2 separate regions of the Homo sapiens genome follow, and region 2 is linked to region 1. The links are chromatin contacts, found by Hi-C or POLR2A ChIA-PET in ENCODE. All regions are on one chromosome and are shown on one strand. The core of a region is the stretch at or near the end of the contact, and the rest is flanking DNA. Distances in the headings are between cores, read along the strand shown. Region 1 has its middle 39 kb from the start of MAP1LC3B2. Region 2 holds the start of LINC03088 (long intergenic non-protein coding RNA 3088).

Region 1 (7,885 bases), core at 1,446-3,945:
AGGCAATGTGAGTGCAGTGTATTTTCTGACCCTGGACTGTATGATGTCTAGCATCTGTTTCTCCTCTGACATTCTGTGATCCTATTGCTGTGATTCTGTGAGTCTATCTTCAAAGTTCTGGAGTCAGCATTATTTACAGAATATTTAAGCAGCTCAGGCTCCTGCAGGTTTGCTTGGCAGGGCAGGCTGGTGAGCTGAGATCCAGGAAGACAGCGCCCACTCCATGCAAGGTAAAATAGACAGTTGCTGACAGGATGTGATGTGGGTGACATGGAAACTCCCCCACTGACCCCTCAAATCTTCCTCATCTCTCATGAGCTAAATGTTTAACTGTCAGAGTCACTCCATTGGGTTAAAACATCATCTGCAGGAGACCTTTGTTTAAATGCACAATATTACCTGGAAGGGATAAGCATGCAATCCATTCCAATGTGTTAATCCGCTAAACTAGTTGTAGCTCAGCAGAATAGAATTGAGAGGAAATGGGACAAAGGAGAGCGGTATTTTTGAGGGCGAGAGAGGAGGTTGGGGGGCGGGGAAGTATGGATTACAGAGCCAACGTCACTATATTGCACAACTCCAGGAGATGCTATTCACACTGGAACAGGGTGACCAAGTCACCCTGGGACTTCATTGTTTTAAAACTGAAGATCCTATGTCCCAGATGCTCCCTTTGTCTCAGACAAACCAGGAGAGTTGGTCACCCTAACTCTAGGCCGCATGGCACAGGATGAGCTTTGTAGTCCTAGCTGTCAGTTACCCCTCATGGTGTTGCCTGAAGTCTCTTTCTGGATATCTTTCTCCCCTGCTTATGACTCCTCTATGGCTCCCCAGGGCCCACTGAACTGGATTGAAACACCTCTCTACAGTGCCTAAGTTGGCCTGAGTCTTGCTTCCTGATCCACCTCCCTCTAGCTGTGAGTCACCCCAATTAGTCACCATGCCTGAGACCCACCATGCACTTTCCTATGCCCTTTGGGTTGGAAAAAGAGCTTTTCTAGAGAGGAAACCCACTCTTGGAGTGTGCTCAACTTGTGCCAGTAGTGAAGGAGTTAATTTGCCTAGGGTTTGTATTGTCAGACTCACCAGATGTTGCTGCCAGTGAGTTGGGGCTCAGATATGACTACCACTTGGTGTCAGGAGGGACACCATTTGTTCCAGAGAGCCCCAGGCACCCGTTCAGGGAAGGGCAAAGCCACCAGACACATGGAACCACCCTAAAAGAAAATAAAGACTCCCTTCCTTCCTTTACTCTTTATTTTTAAATTTTATTTTTAAAAAAGTATTTTTCTATGTAGAGAGAGATCTCACTATGTTGCCCAGGCTGGTCTAAAACTCCTGGACTCAAGCGATCCTCCCACTTTGTCCTCCCAAGTTCCGGATTACAGGCATGAGCCCACCATGCCCAGCCTACTCTTTAAACTTTTCAAAGCAGCTTCACATACATGCCTCAACAGATCCCCTCCATATCTCTGAGCAACAGGTAAGATGAATGTCGTGCCCATTTGACAGGTGGGAAAACTGAGGTGCCGATCAGAGAGTCTTATCCTCAATAAAGAAAGGTTTCTGGATGGGGAAGAGCAGGCACAGGGGTATTTCATGTCTCATAGCAAGTTGGTGGCTGAAATGGAACTAAGCAAAGTCTTCTGACCTATTTTCTATGAGGTTTTCATTCATTTGTTTTTCAGATATTCATTAAATGCTTATATGTCAGACACTGTGGTCATCTCATAATAATGATTATAGCTAGAGTTGTCTCTACAATCCTACACTTTCTACCTACAAGTCCCATTGCTAAATTATTTACGTGCCCTCTCTCATTTCAATGCGCGACAGCCACCCTTTGAGGTATGATTACTATTACTATCCCCAGACACAAGTAAGGACACTGAGCTTGCCCAAGGTCACTTAGCTCCTGAGCGGGTGCTGGGGTGTAAGGACTTCAAGCCTGTGCTCCTTTACTGCTTTGCTGAGGCTTGTTATCTGCACTGGGGTGGCCTACCCTCTTGAAGCTTACTCTTTTTTTTGAGACAGAGAATCTTGCTCTGTTGACCAGGCTAGAGTGCAGTGGTACACGGCTCACTACCATCTCCACCTCCTGGTTCAAGCGATTCTCCTGCCTCAGCCTCCCGAGTAGCTGGGATTACAGGTGTGCACCACCATGCCTGGCTAATTTTTGTATTTTTAGTAGAGATGGAGTTTTTCCATGTTGGCCAGGCTGGTCTCAAACTCCTGACCTCAGATGATCTGCCCGCCTTGGCCTCCCAAAGTGCTGAAGCTTACATTCTTATAAGGAGATAAATATACCAGTTTTCTGAGGTCTGGCCTTCACCTCTAAGACCCTCCAAGCTATTCCTTCCCAATAAGGAATATTCCAAATAGGAGAGAAAGGATGCAGACGTTGATTAAGCCCCTTCCATGGGCCAGGCACACGCATATCCATTTTCCATACCACCTAGCAAATTGGCTACAGAGGGTACTGAAGAAATCAAGGCTCATTGGGTTGACATGGTTGTTCAAAGCTGGCATACTTGGTTTTCAGGGAGTGGAGACCTGGCCTTGGATGGTGATGCCATCTGACTTGCCTTTTCTGCCAGCCAGCTCTGGCTCTCCTGGAGGACAAGTGACGGGGGAAGAGTTTGCCATGAGTCTTTAGGTCACGTAACTACGGAAGCAGTTCTCTTGAGGCTTGATACGTGATCTTTATACAAACCCTCCTCGGGACAGGAGCCAGAAAGTCACTCTCCCACCCATTTTGGGACAAGGGAGGTGGGGGGAGGACCCAAGACCGGATCCCGGCAGAGTCCCGCTGCCCACGACAGGCAGCAGGTGGCGCCATGGCCCCGGTTTAACAAGGACACCGGGAAGGTGGAAAGGGTGGGTGGGTGGGGCGGGGTGGGGGGCGTGGGGGTTGCGGTTGGACTCCAGAAAGAAAAACTAGTGGAAAACAAGGCTTTAAAAGAAGAACAATTTGTTCCAAAACACTTGCCTTGTAACGGGGTCATCTATAAATTCTGGGATTTCCTGTTGGCCTCGGGGAGGGCAGGCAGGCCGGCCGGCGGGCAGGCCACTGTCTTCTCTGCAGTCTGGAAGAATCATTTCCAGCCCAGCTCACGAGCTCCAGCCTCCCCTGGCCCAGATTGGCTCTGAAATTTCCCAGCTTTCGTGCCCGTAAGCAGGATCCTGTGACAGCAGCGTCTCCTTGAGCGGTGCTCCAGTTTCCACTGGGTTGGGAGGAGGCGTGAGATCATGGTCATTTTTTAAAGGAGAGGCTGTCTTCGTGATCTCCCTGTTCCGTCTCCACCATCGGACTTGTTCCAAAACAATCAAAGACGTGGAAACAATAAAATGAAAGAGATGGAAGTAGCCCTTTTAAAAAGAAGACAGCTGTTCCTGTCAATACGGGGACGGAAAAGAGAAAAAGAGTTGGAAACAAATAATTTTTAAGCCCAGGACTGGCTACTTGGTTAACAGATGTGGCCTGACCTCGCTCTACCCAAATCACTTCATCATGGGCTCTGAGCGGCCAGGCGCGGTGGAGAGGGCAGGGAGCTTTGGAACCAGTCGTTCATGAGCTGTGTGACCTTGAACAAGCCATTTAATATCTTGGAACGTCCGTTTCCTCCTCCAATAAGTGGTGAACAGTAATTAATACCTGCTATGCCAGGAGGTTGTGAGGCTCATGGATGGCCTGTTTCAAAGACTCGTGTGTATCAGCAACGCAATGCAAACAAGGTCACGGTTCTCTCTTGACTGTCGTCCCCGTGCGGCCAACAGGCCATCCTCACGGGCAAAATGACAAGGAACAGCAGAACTCTAAAGGAAAGATTATCTTACAAACTCACGGTGATATCTTTACATGTCTCTGGAGGAAAAGTCACAGTGAAAATATTGCCAATCAGTCATGAAGATGGTTAGGATTATGTTTTCTCTTTACCCAGAGAGCCAAGGCCAGGAGTTTAACTGGGACCACATAAAGGAAGAAGCAGCGGCTTTGAGTCTGGCTTGGTTTGGGGTAAAGACTCCTGGCTCAGTCACAATGCAGTGGTGCCATTGAACGAGATGCGTATCTCCCTGGGTTTCAATTTCCTTATCTGTACAAGGGTGGTGGGCTGGGGGAGGTCAGGAATCATTAACTGAATGCCTATAGAGTCAGACATAAGATAAGGGAGTGAAGTGGGGGATGGGTCCGAGGGCGTGGTTGCCTCTCAGTCCCAGCTGCTCATGGCCTGGAAGGAATTGGGACAGTATTGCCAGATGTTTAAGAAGCCAGGAATCTGGAGTTTTATGAGACATGGTCCAAGCTGTAAAACAATGCAGGTCAGACAAAACAGGTCTGTGGGCTGCATCTGGTTCTCAGACCTCGGTGATTCCAGAACTTCATGGGATTACGTTCAGGAATCCCTGGAGACCCTGCCTCTCTCACTGTTCCATGATGAGACCCAAGTCCTTGCCTATATTCCATGTCCTTACCTCTCTGCCTTCAAAACCCTCTCCAGTGCCACTGATTCAGAGACCTCATTCCTGTCCCCTGCCCTCCATAAACCCAGGCAAAAATTCTTTCTTCTGTGCTCATACAGCACCACATATACACTCATAGAACTTAGGACAATTACCTATTAGCATGAATGTCTAGAGATGGGAGCCTGTATCTTTGTCATCTCCAGCACACTGCCTGGTACATAATAGGTATAAAAGAATGTATGAACCAACCTGAAGGTTTAATTGATTTTCTTGGTTTTAGTTTATTCTCAGTGACAATAGCTTTATTCTTTTCTAATTATATAATTCATGTTCATTGTAAAAACTTTCAAACAACCCAGAAAAAATAACTCTGATAACTTTGTTTTCTGGATGTGCTCAGTGTAAAAAACTTCATTAATACAGAAAAATAAAGGAAGAATTAAGTCACTGAAACTTATCACCATGTGTTTTTTCCTGTGTGTGTGTATGTATGTATATACATTTAAAATGATAAGACCATCTAATATATAAAATTTCATATTGTATTTCTTCTTTTTTTTGAGACAGAGTCTCACTCTGTCACCCAGGCTAGAGTACACAGGTGCGATCTTGGCTCACTGCAACCTCTGACTCCTGGGTCCAAGCAATTGTCCTGCCTCAGCCTCCCAAGTAGCTAGGATTACTGGCGCCTGCCACCACACTCAGCTAATTTTTTGTATTTTTATTAGAGACGGGGTTTCACCATGTTGCCCAGGCTGGTCTCGAGCTCCTGACCTCAGGTGATCTGCCCACCTTGTCCTCCCAAAGTGCTGGGTGCTGGTGGCTCACTCCCAAAGGGCATGAGCCACTGCATCCCGCCTGTATTTGTTTTCAACATTACATTTTAAGCATTTAAAAAAATTGTTTAAGGCCAGGTGTGGTGGCTTATGCTTGTAACCCCAGCACTTTGGGAGGCCAAGGCAGGTGGATCACTTGAGGTCAGGAGTTTGAGACCAGCCTGGCCAACATGCTAAAACCATATCTATACTGAAAATGCAAATATTAGACAAATGTGGCAGCACACGCCTGTAATCCCAGCTACTCGGGAGGCTGAGGTGGAAGAATCACTTGGACCCGGGAGGCAGAGGTTGCTGTGAGCTGAGATCACTCCACTGCACTCCAGCCTGGGTGACAGAGTGAGACTCCATCTCAAAAAATAAAAATAAAAATAAATAAACAAATAATTTATTTAATATTTTGGGAAAATTCATTTTATTGTCTGGATAATAATCCGTTATATAGGTATATTATAAATTATCTAATCACTGAATTGGAAATCCCTCATAGGGCCAAGCATATGGTAGGTACTCAATAACTATTTGCTGAATGAATTAATGAATGATTGAATGGATGGATGGATATATTGATGGATGCTGTCTTGATCATAAGTCAGTTGAACAGAGAAGGGCCATCCCCTTCCCCTTTTCTTTTTGCTAATATAAATAGCACTGCAATAAATTTCCTTGCACCTAGACATTTGATTATCTCTCTGATTATTTCTTTAGAAAAACTTCCTAAAAGTAGGTTTAATGGGTCAAAGGGTATGGCTTGAGACTCTTGGTACGAATTTCCAAATTGCTATTGAGAAAGGTTATACCAATTAATATTCCTATAAATACTATATTGGGGTCTTCCTTTCTGAACACTTTGCAAACTAAGTGAATTTTTTAATTAAAAAAAAACTTTGCTAATTTGGTATCTATTTATTTAAATTTGCATTTATTTGATTATTAGTAACTTTGAATCTTTTCCACATTATTGGCCATTTGTATGACTCTTGAAGATCTGCATTTCTGATGGTAGAAATTTTTTTACCTGCAGGGAATAAGGTTGGGCTAAAGACATTTTCAGCAGAAAGCTATTTTCCCAGTATCTTTTAGATTACAACAGGCTTCACCCTTGTCCATGAAAACAGTCACCAGCCCCTCCCTGGTCAGGTGCTGTGCTTGGTGCACACATCATCTTTCGACTACCCTACAAACTAGATACCACTTTAATTTAATTTGCAGTCTCAGATCTGTCTAACTCCAGCACGTTCATCCCTATGCTACATTGTCTCTCAGTTCTGAAGCTCATCCTGAAATGCAAAAGGCTCATGATCAGTAAGACCATTCATCCATCCATCCATCTCCCCACCAATCCATCCATCCATGCATACATGCATCCATCCATTCATCTGTCCATCCATCTATCCATCCACTCTTCCATCCATCTACCCTCTCAGCCATCTACCCATCCACCCATTTACCTATTCAACCATCCATCCATCCCTTCCATCCCTTCATCCATCCATCCATCCATCCATCCATCCATCCATCCATCCACCCACCCAGCCACCTATCCTCCTACCCATTCACTTATTTTCCTTTTCATCCATTTGTCCATCTACCCATCCAACCATCCTCCCACACATCCATCCATCCATCCATCCATCCATCCATCCATCCATCCATCCATCCACCTATCCATCCATCCACCCATCCACCTCTCCACCCCTCCAATCATTCACTCATTCATTCAGCAAACAACTACAGAGTACCTACCACATGCTTGTACCTGGTCTTGTTTTACTGTGAGGCTAAGCCTAGAGCAGTTCTGTGGTCTCTCTGCAGGGTGGTTCCTCCAGGGGCCAGTGGCATGTGGAGGGCATGCAAGGAGAGTCTGGAGATGGGACTCGGAATGTGGGCTCAGGATTCCTGGACAACCACTGTTGGAACCTTTAGCAGGAATTGCAACATATTTGGCCAGGGTTAGGGGTACAGTTTGTGGCTGAAAAACAGAGTTTTCTCTGAATAAGTCAAACTAGCCTGCCTGGGATCAAATCCATGAGGGCTGGACAATCTGGTCTCAGCAAATTAAAACAACATGGGCACCAGCCAGCTACATTTTTGAAAACAGTGTTTTTGTTGTTTTAATCAAGGACACCCTTCCCACCCTCCATAACAAACTCTGAATTGAAATGGGGGAGAATTTATAAGAAAATAAAACAATTCTTTGGTATTCTGGCACAAACTCATTTTCCTTCTCATCAGCTCCACAGTGTAAGTGCCTCTCTATATCTTATTTTATTCTGCCCGCAGGCTTATGGGGATTAATGAGTCCATGCCAAGAGACCATCTTGAGTGGCACAAGAGAAATTCCATTTGTAGCTGAAGCCCACCTGTTGCATTCTCTCCACAGATGGAGGGTCCCTCTTAGGGTCCTCCAGGGTCTATGTCCCCATGGTGACTGCGGACAGCCCAAGGGGCGGCTCAAGCCCTAGGCTGGGTCTGTGTATCAACCATGTCTTTTGTTTTCTGTATTCTGATGCTTTGACATCTTGGGGCCTTGGTGACCCTGGAAGGACTTCCCCTCCCAGAGCTGTCCAATTCCTGGAGAAAGT
Region 2 (7,885 bases), core at 1,453-3,952, 62 kb before region 1:
ATCAGTGCATTCTCACAGATCCCTGCAATGCAACAGCCACCAGTAGACCTGTCTATGTGCTCATTCATTCATTCAACAAACACCATTCTGGGCACTGGGGATATAGCAGTGAGCAAAGCAGACATAGTACCTGTGAGCAGAAGGGGGCTTACCTTTTCCATGTGGATACAAACAAATAAACTTGATAGAGACCGGGTGCGGTGGCTCACGCCTGTAATCCCAGCACTTTGGGAGGCTGAGGCGGGTGGATCACTTGAGGTCAGGAGTTCGAGACCAGCCTGGCCAACATGGTGAAAACCTGTCTCTACTAAAAATACAAAAGAAATTGGCTGGGCACGATGACGTACGCACTTGTAGTCCCAGCTACTCGGGAGGCTGAGGTGGAAGAATCGCTTGAACTTGGGAGGTAAAGGTTGCAGTGAGCAGAGATTGCGCCACTGCACTCCAGGCTTGGCGACAGAGCAACATTCCGTCTCAATAAATGAGTAAATAAACCGATAGAATTTGGAATTCCAACATATACTAGGAGAAGTGGGTCAACTCTGTGTCCTCATTCTTAAAGGACACTGTTAGGATCTATAATGGTCCTTCCATGCTTACAAATAGATTGCTCTATGAAATAAAATTGTTTCTGTGGAGGCAGGGGCTTGCCACAGATATGATTTTATAGAAACAATGAATTATGGACCTAATCTGTATACATTTTAAAAATTTAAATATACAGCACTCCCATTTTCTAATAAATGTACCTATTCTTTTCTTGGGTGTTGAAATTTCATTTCTAACTGATCTTTAATTCATAGTGAGATAGAACAGTTCAGCTTTAAAGCCCCCTCCTCCACTGTAGGTAGTTACTGACTTTTAAATAAAAGCTGAAATGCGCAAGGGTAGCAGAGCAGGGAGAGGTGGGGAGGGGATCTGTCAGCAACACTGGGTGCTAGGGACCTCTTTCAACAAACTCTTCTCCCCAAACCTGTTTTGTCTGAGAGTGGGAAACATGGGGACTGGCCGGGTGCATGTTGAAAAACCTCCCAGGTGATTCAATTAACATCTCCTTTTCTGGTTAAGAACTTAGAACCCACAGAGAGAAAAAATCATTGAATCGCTCAGGATGATCTCTGTGCAATGCAGACAGAGACATACATTGCCCGCAGGTGTCCACTTTGCAAACAGGACTTTGTTCCTATTGGATTTTCTTAAAGCAGGGCACCTGGGAGAGAGCCAGGGACTCGCAGACACAGCTGCCTAGGTACCAAAGAGGCAGTGCCTGCTGTCTCGTGCCTGGACAGGCCGGGGAGCTTCCTGACCTCTGCCCGCAGCCTGCACGCCCGTCTGAATAGCCTTGGCGGAAGAGGGGGAGGAGGAAGGACGGACAGCTCGTCTGCGTGGAAGGCAGCAAGCGCAGATGTTTTCAGCAGCAGATGGCAGACTCCAGCAGAGCCCTCCACAGCCCTCTTGGCCCCCGCAAGGCAAGGAGAAAGGAGAGGGCGGGGGAGGCTGGCCCAGCTCCTCTGAGCTGGGCCTCCAGCAGCACGCTGTGCGTGTGCCCGCATCGCATTCACATCTGCTCTCCCCCTCCCAAGTATTGATCCCGGGCCCAGAGTCTAGAGGCATCTCGGAGGGCTCAGGCTGGCTGTGGGCTTCCCAGCGCTCCTGAACGATTGCTGCCTGGGGGCTGTGCTGCTGCATTTCTGAACAGCCACGGAGCGGGATACTCTTGAGTTCCACGTGGGCCACTAAGTAGGGGAGGGAGCAACTGTTCACAGGTCTCTGGGCCCTTAAGAACCCCAAACTGAGGCCCCTTCAGACCTGGGAGAGGAAAAAAGAGGCCCAGAAACGTGGCCTGGGCACAGCAGAGGCCCTATCCTTACTCTCAACGAAGGGTGCCATTTCCAGGCAGGTGAAACAATGGCGGGTCGGGGGTGAGTGAAAGGATGGAGAAAAACCGAGGTGGCAGAGAGAAGAGGGAGAGGTAGAGGGGATGGCAGGCAACACCCACCTGGCTCCTGTGCTCACAGCGCAGCACCCCTTACCCGTCAGCCTCTTAGCGAGCTCTGCTGCACCTCAGAATCCTCCTTAACCCAGCTCTTCAGGAAGCCACCGCTGGTGAGTTGGGGTCTGCGCTGAAGAGGGAGAGCTGGTGATATGTTGGTCCTAGCTCTGACTCAGTGGCCTCTGTACCCCGGATAGTCCCTTTCTCCTCTCGGGGCCTTAGTTGTCCCAGCTGGAAAAAATAAACACCACCATCTCCTGGGTATTAATTAGGTCTCTCTTCCTCTTGGGCTGAACTTTGAAAAAGCCAGGAGAAGCCGCAGTGTGTCCTGTTGTGTCCGGAATTGGTGGGCTCTTGGTCTCACTGACTTCAAGAATGAAGCTACGGACCCTCGCGGTGAGTGTTACAGTTCCTGAAGGCGGCCTGTCCGGAGTTTGTTCCTTCTGATGTTCAGATATGTTACAGCCTTCCGGTGGGTTCGTGATCTCGCTGGCTCAGGAGTGAAGCTGCAGACCTTCGCGGTGTTACCGCTCTTAATGCGGCGAGTCTGGAGTTGTTCGTTCCTCCAGGTGGGTTCGTAGTCTTCTCGCCTGACTTCAGGAGTGAAGCTGCAGACCTTCACGGTGTTACAGCTCACAAACGCAGCGTGGACCCAAAAAGCGAAAGAACAAATCTCCCACAGAGCGGAAAAACACCCCAGCCAATTGCTACTGCCAGCTCCGGCAGCCTGCTTTTATTCTCTTGTCTGGCCCTACCCACATCCTGCTGACTGGTCCACTTTACAGAGAGCCAATTGGTCTGTTTTACAGAGAGCTGATTGGTCCGTTTTGACAGGGTGCTGATTGGTGCGTTTACAATCCCTGAGCTAGACGCAAAAGTTCACGTCCCCACTAGATTAGCTAGATACAGAGTGTGGACACAAAGGTTCTCCAAGTCCCCACCAGAGTAACTAGATACAGAGTGTCGATTGGTGCATTCACAAACCCTGAGCTAGACACAGAGTGCTGACTGTTGTGTTTACAAACCTTGAGCTGGATACAGAGTGCCGATTGGTGTATTTACAATCCCTTAGCTAGACATAAAGGTTCTCCAAGTCCCCACCAGACTCAGGAGCCCAGTTGGCTTCACCCAGTGGATCCCGTACTGGGCCGCAGGTGGAGCTGCTTGCCAGTCCTGCGCCGTGTGCCCACACTCCTCAGCCCTTGGGTGGTCGATGGGACTGGGCCCCGTGGAGCAGGGGGCAGCGCTCGTCGGGGAGGCTCGGGCTGCGCAGGAGCCCACGGCCGGGAGGGGAGGCTCAGGCATGGCGGGCTGCAGGTCCCGAGCCCTGCCCCGCGGGGAGGCAGCTAAGGCATGGCGAGTAGTCGAACACAGCAGCTGCTGGCCCAGGTGCTAAGCCCCTCACTGCCCGGGGCTTGCAGGCTGGCCGGCGGCTCCGAGTGCGGGGACTGCCGAGCCCGCGCCCACCCGGAACTCGCGCTGGCCCGCAAGCACCGCGCGCAGCCCAGGTTCCCACCTGCGTCTCTCCCTCCACACCTCCCTGCAAGCTGAGGGAGCCGGCTCCGGCCTTGGCCAGCCCAGAAAGGGGCTCCTACAGTGCAGCGGCGGGCTGAAGGGCTCCTCAAGTGCGGCCAAAGTGGGCGCCAAGGCCGAGGAGGCGCCGAGAGCGAGCAAGGGCTGCAGGGCTGCCAGTACGCTGTCACCTCTCACTGTAAGAGGCAGAAACAGAACCAGGAATTCACTGCTTCCCGGTTATTTCCCAGCCTTAGTGCTGGGAGACTGGGAAACGTGGGAAACTGTCAACACTGAACTGAAAGTGAAGGTGGGGGGTGGGGGTGCCCAGAGTCCTAAGTGATTGGGGAAATGATAGCGGCAATGATAAAAACAAACCCCTGCAGAACGCTTGTGCCGGCCAGCCTGCTCTGAGCACTTAGCACGCTCTAGTTCATGCAGCGATCCTCACGACCACCCTGGAACATAACTTCTGCCATCATTCCTGGTCCAGACACCGCGAAGCTGACTTTCAGCCAGGTTCAGTTGTCCACACAGTTGCTCCTCCTCTGGCTACTCCAGGGCCAGGATTAGACCCCAGGCAACCCGCATTCAAATTCCATACTCCTAACTACTATACTATGCTACAAAAGAAGACAACAAAAAACACTTTTCACCCACCAGACCGACAACAAATGATAGGTTTGATGTTATCAAGCTCTGGTGAGGCTGTGGTGTGGCATTGGCATCTGATTACCTCTGAGAAGGACCAGAGGGCTAGGATTGGAGTAGAGATCAGAGGCACTTTCATCTTATCTGTGTTCGTTTTGTGATTCAGAAAATAGTCATGCATGACTTGGCTTAATAACTCATTGAGAGAGAGAAGCGGTCAGAAAAAGAGAACCAGGCTGGGTGCCATGGCTCACACCTGTAATCCAAAGGAGGTCAAAGCAGGAGGATTGTTTGAGGCCAGGAGTTTGAGATCAGCCAGGACAACAGAGCAAGACCTCATTTCTACAAAAAATAAAAAAATTTAGCCAGGCATGGCGATGCATGCCTGTAGTCCCCTTTACTCAGGAGGCTGAGGACGGAGGATCACTGGAGCCCAGGAGTTTGAGGCTGCAGTGAGCTGTGAGCATGCCACTGCGCTCAAGCCTGGGTGATACAGGGAGACCCTGTCCCTAAAAAAAAAAAAAAAAAAAAGTAAATTACAATGTTAAAAAAGAAAAGAAAAAAGAGAAATAGAGTTCTCAGAATCTAGAACTCTGATAATTCCCTTTGGACATGACCTCTGGGTTGCAGAAACTCTGAGCGCTACATCTTGGGGGAAGTTCATTCTTTTCTTTCTTTTTTTTTTTTTTTTTTTTTTTTGAGATGGAGTCTTGCTCTGCCACCCAGGCTGGAGTGAAATGGTGCAATCTCGGCTTACTGCAACCTCTGCCTCCCGGGTTCAAGCAATTCTCTGCCTCAGCCTCCCAAATAGCTGGGATTACAAGCGCCCGCCACCAGGCCCGGCTAATTTTGTATTTTTAGTAGAGACGAGGTCTCACCATCTTGGCCAGGCTGGTCTTGAACTCCTGACCTTGTGATCCACCTGCCTTGGCCTCCCAAAGTGCTGGGTTTACAGGCGTGAGCCACCGCGCCTGGCTTCATTCTTTTTTTCAGCTCACACGTGTTTCCTGAGGACCCCTCCGTTCCAGGTTCTGTGCTGGGCTCTTTGTTCTCTCCAATTGAAAGGGTGTCTCCACTTTTGTCCCTAGTCTGGGTGCCTCTATGGCAATAAGGTCACGGCAACAGGGAGGAGCCGGTTCACCCCCGGCTCCGATTTGCAATGGGCTGTTCCCCCAGGGCAGCTGCTGCAACAACATTTACTTTGTACAGCGGCCAAGAGAGAGAGTGAGAGAGAAAGAGAGAGAGAGTGTGTGTGAGCCTACCCCATTCCAAAATGTTTCTGACAAAATCTGGCACTCCTGGTTCTAATCAAAATACTGAACTTTGGAACAAATTAACATTCCACAGCCCTCGCAGGGAAGGAGAATTCAGCTGAGACGACTTCAGTTCACAACCACAACAAAAATAGCTTCTCCCGGGGAAGACACATTCTGCTAACAAGGTCACTTTTGTTTTGCTTCCCCTGCCATCTGGTTGAGCGGCACCAGGGGCTGGCTTTGGTACCAGCTTATTCCGCGGAGAGGGGATGGGAGCCGGGTGGCGCTGCAGAAGGCTTCTCAGCTTCCTGGCAAGGGGCGCCAGCACAAAGTTACCTTCAGACATCCCCAGAAAGCACGCAGGCAGATGGAGCCCCGGTTTCACCCAGCCCGACTCTCATGCGCTCCTCGCCTGCAGAAGGTGAGACACCAGCAGAAAGCAACAAGCAGGTGGGCGTCAGAGGAGAGCAAGAACGCGACAGAATGGGAAAGCTATCTTCGTCTTGCAAAACATTCCAGAACTCCACCTAACTCACTCAGAGTCTGAGTTCCAGAAGGACAACAAAGAAGCATGATTTTGTTTCTTGTTTTTATTTTTCTTCTTTTAATTCCCCTCCTTTCTACCTTCAAGGTTCAGCTTCTTTCAGTCATTGATCCTGTGACCTCAGGGACACTCAATCACCTACCTTGGCCTCAGTGTTCGCATGTGTAGAATGGGAATCACTTGCGCAGACCTTATGCAGTGATGGGGAAGGTGAAAAGAGCAAATGTGATTGTCTAGGGGCCCCTGGCTGAGGTTCTTGAGAGAGAACATACTGGAATTCCATGCTTTGTAGCCTACAAGGGCTTTCATGCAGACAATTTAGTAAGATCCCATGACAGCCATCTACAGAGCTTTCACATGACTTAAATGGTCTGCCCCCGGTTACTTCAATCGACAGGTGTAGAGCTGGGATTTAAACACAGACATTTTCGTTAAAAAGACAGTGTTGCTTTTACTATGCGGTGATTTTCAATCTTTTAAAATAGGATAGGAAGCCATGAATATACACACAAAAGATCAGATACAGTTTTAAGGGGTTCACAACCTCCTAAAGCTATGCCCCTCCTAGGAGGAGTCCAGGGGTCTCAGAGGTCTCAGAATATTTGCTGGGGGCTGGAGAGGGGTGAAGACAAAACTTTTAGTAAAATAAAGGAGGAATCCTTAAAATGACCAAACATCTCTGTACTCTTAAGTCAAAGAGAATAAGCTCATCAGAACGTCTCTTTAAGGATTTTAGTAGTCCTTAAAAAGACAAATGAGGAAACTGATTTTAAGGTGAGTTGAACCTGGTTTATGAGGAGTCGGAGGAGGGGGTAAGGGAGGAGTCAGGCCTCTGCAGTTGGGGTGAGCAGTGGAATCCCAGGGCTGCGCAGTGGCAGGTGGTCTCTGAATCAGAGCCGAGAGATGACCTCTGGCCTAGGATTTCAAAGGTCTGGAAGAGCCCTGGGGCCATTTGCAAGTGTTCATTAGTGTTCACCCTCAGCTGGGAACATCACAGGGTGGTCACTGTTCAGCTCCGTTCACCGTTCACTTTTCTTAGTCTTCCTTTTGCTACCTGCCGTGGAGACCTCCCGCATCTCAGACTGACTTTATTTACTTGAAGGTCATCCAGAAATTGCCTGCTTTTTCATGTTCATGTGACAAATATTTATTAAGCCTTAATTATATTCCAGGCAATATGCTCAGCTCTTTGTATACAGCAGAGAAGAAACGAGCTCTTGCCCTCAGACAGATTTCAGTCTAGTAGGGAGCTAAACACTTGACATGAATCACTCCAAGAATGGGGTGGGGGTACATTTGGGGCAAAGGTTGACGTTCTAGGAAGAAAAATACAGGCCACTGGAAACTTTTGATATAGGAAAGAATGCTGGTAGCTCCAGAATGTTCTATATCAGTAATACAGAAAATGGATTATTTGACTTGAAGTTAAGTTTAAAACAGCACTTTATGTGACTTTGAGGAAATGAGAATTGTCTACATCAAAGAATGGGTGTGAGGGATGTCGGAGATCGGGGCTGATGGCTAAAGCCTGTACCCGGCCCTTTCTGGGCTCTGCAACAGGAGATCGTGCACCAGGGGAGAGCAAGCAGGACCAGATGAGAGAAGAGGCATTAGAGGTCAAATCTGGAGGACAGAATTTCCAAAAGAAGTTTCATGGGTGGCCTGCATCAGGATTCCCGCAGGGGGTTGTTGCAATTGCAGATGCTTGGGTCCATCTCAGCCTTGCTGAATCAGCATCTTGGCGCAGGAGCTTGGAATCTGCCTGATGAGCAAGCATCCTAAGGGATTATTTTATGCAGGGGGCTTCGGAGTCTGGATTTTATCCTAAATGCACATCAAGGCCAGTGAGGAGTTTGGAAGAGAGGAATGGATACAGTCCATTTTTCCAGATGTTTTGCATCTTGCGTAGGAACTGAGAGGCGTGGGATA

The links. Hi-C counts contacts between places; a loop is a spot of excess contacts on that map. ChIA-PET counts read pairs that join two places held with the same protein, here RNA polymerase II (POLR2A). Pooled maps may share reads with other maps.
Region 2: a map of lower lobe of right lung shows a loop between it and region 1 (2.8-fold over the local background). The contact joins the promoter of LINC03088 here to the enhancer-like site in region 1. A Hi-C loop is called at or near these places in 4 of 168 maps with a recorded cell type or tissue (PC-9, lower lobe of right lung, ovary and 1 more) and 6 of 50 pooled maps. POLR2A ChIA-PET finds 5 or more read pairs at or near these places in 2 of 52 experiments (A673 and HEK293).

What each region holds. Positions count from the first base shown.
Region 1 is chr12:116,594,772-116,602,656 of GRCh38, reverse strand. No RefSeq gene overlaps it. Among named protein-coding and RNA genes, the nearest start is that of MAP1LC3B2, 39 kb to the right of the region's middle. Within about 2 kb of position 2,695, at least 28 of the 41 ENCODE cell types and tissues checked have a DNase peak (open chromatin) inside an H3K27ac peak, as active enhancers do; they include lower lobe of right lung, ovary and thyroid gland, where a contact is called at or near this core.
Region 2 is chr12:116,656,361-116,664,245 of GRCh38, reverse strand. It overlaps LINC03088 (long intergenic non-protein coding RNA 3088), which reads right to left and starts at 2,702. Exons shown (of 2, transcript XR_007063473.1): 1 at 2,000-2,702. LOC124903028 (a long non-coding RNA gene) reads left to right here and starts at 1,417. Exons shown (of 3, transcript XR_007063474.1): 1 at 1,417-2,106; 2 at 2,300-2,562; 3 at 5,504-6,625. RefSeq lists enhancers at 854-1,478, 5,214-5,717.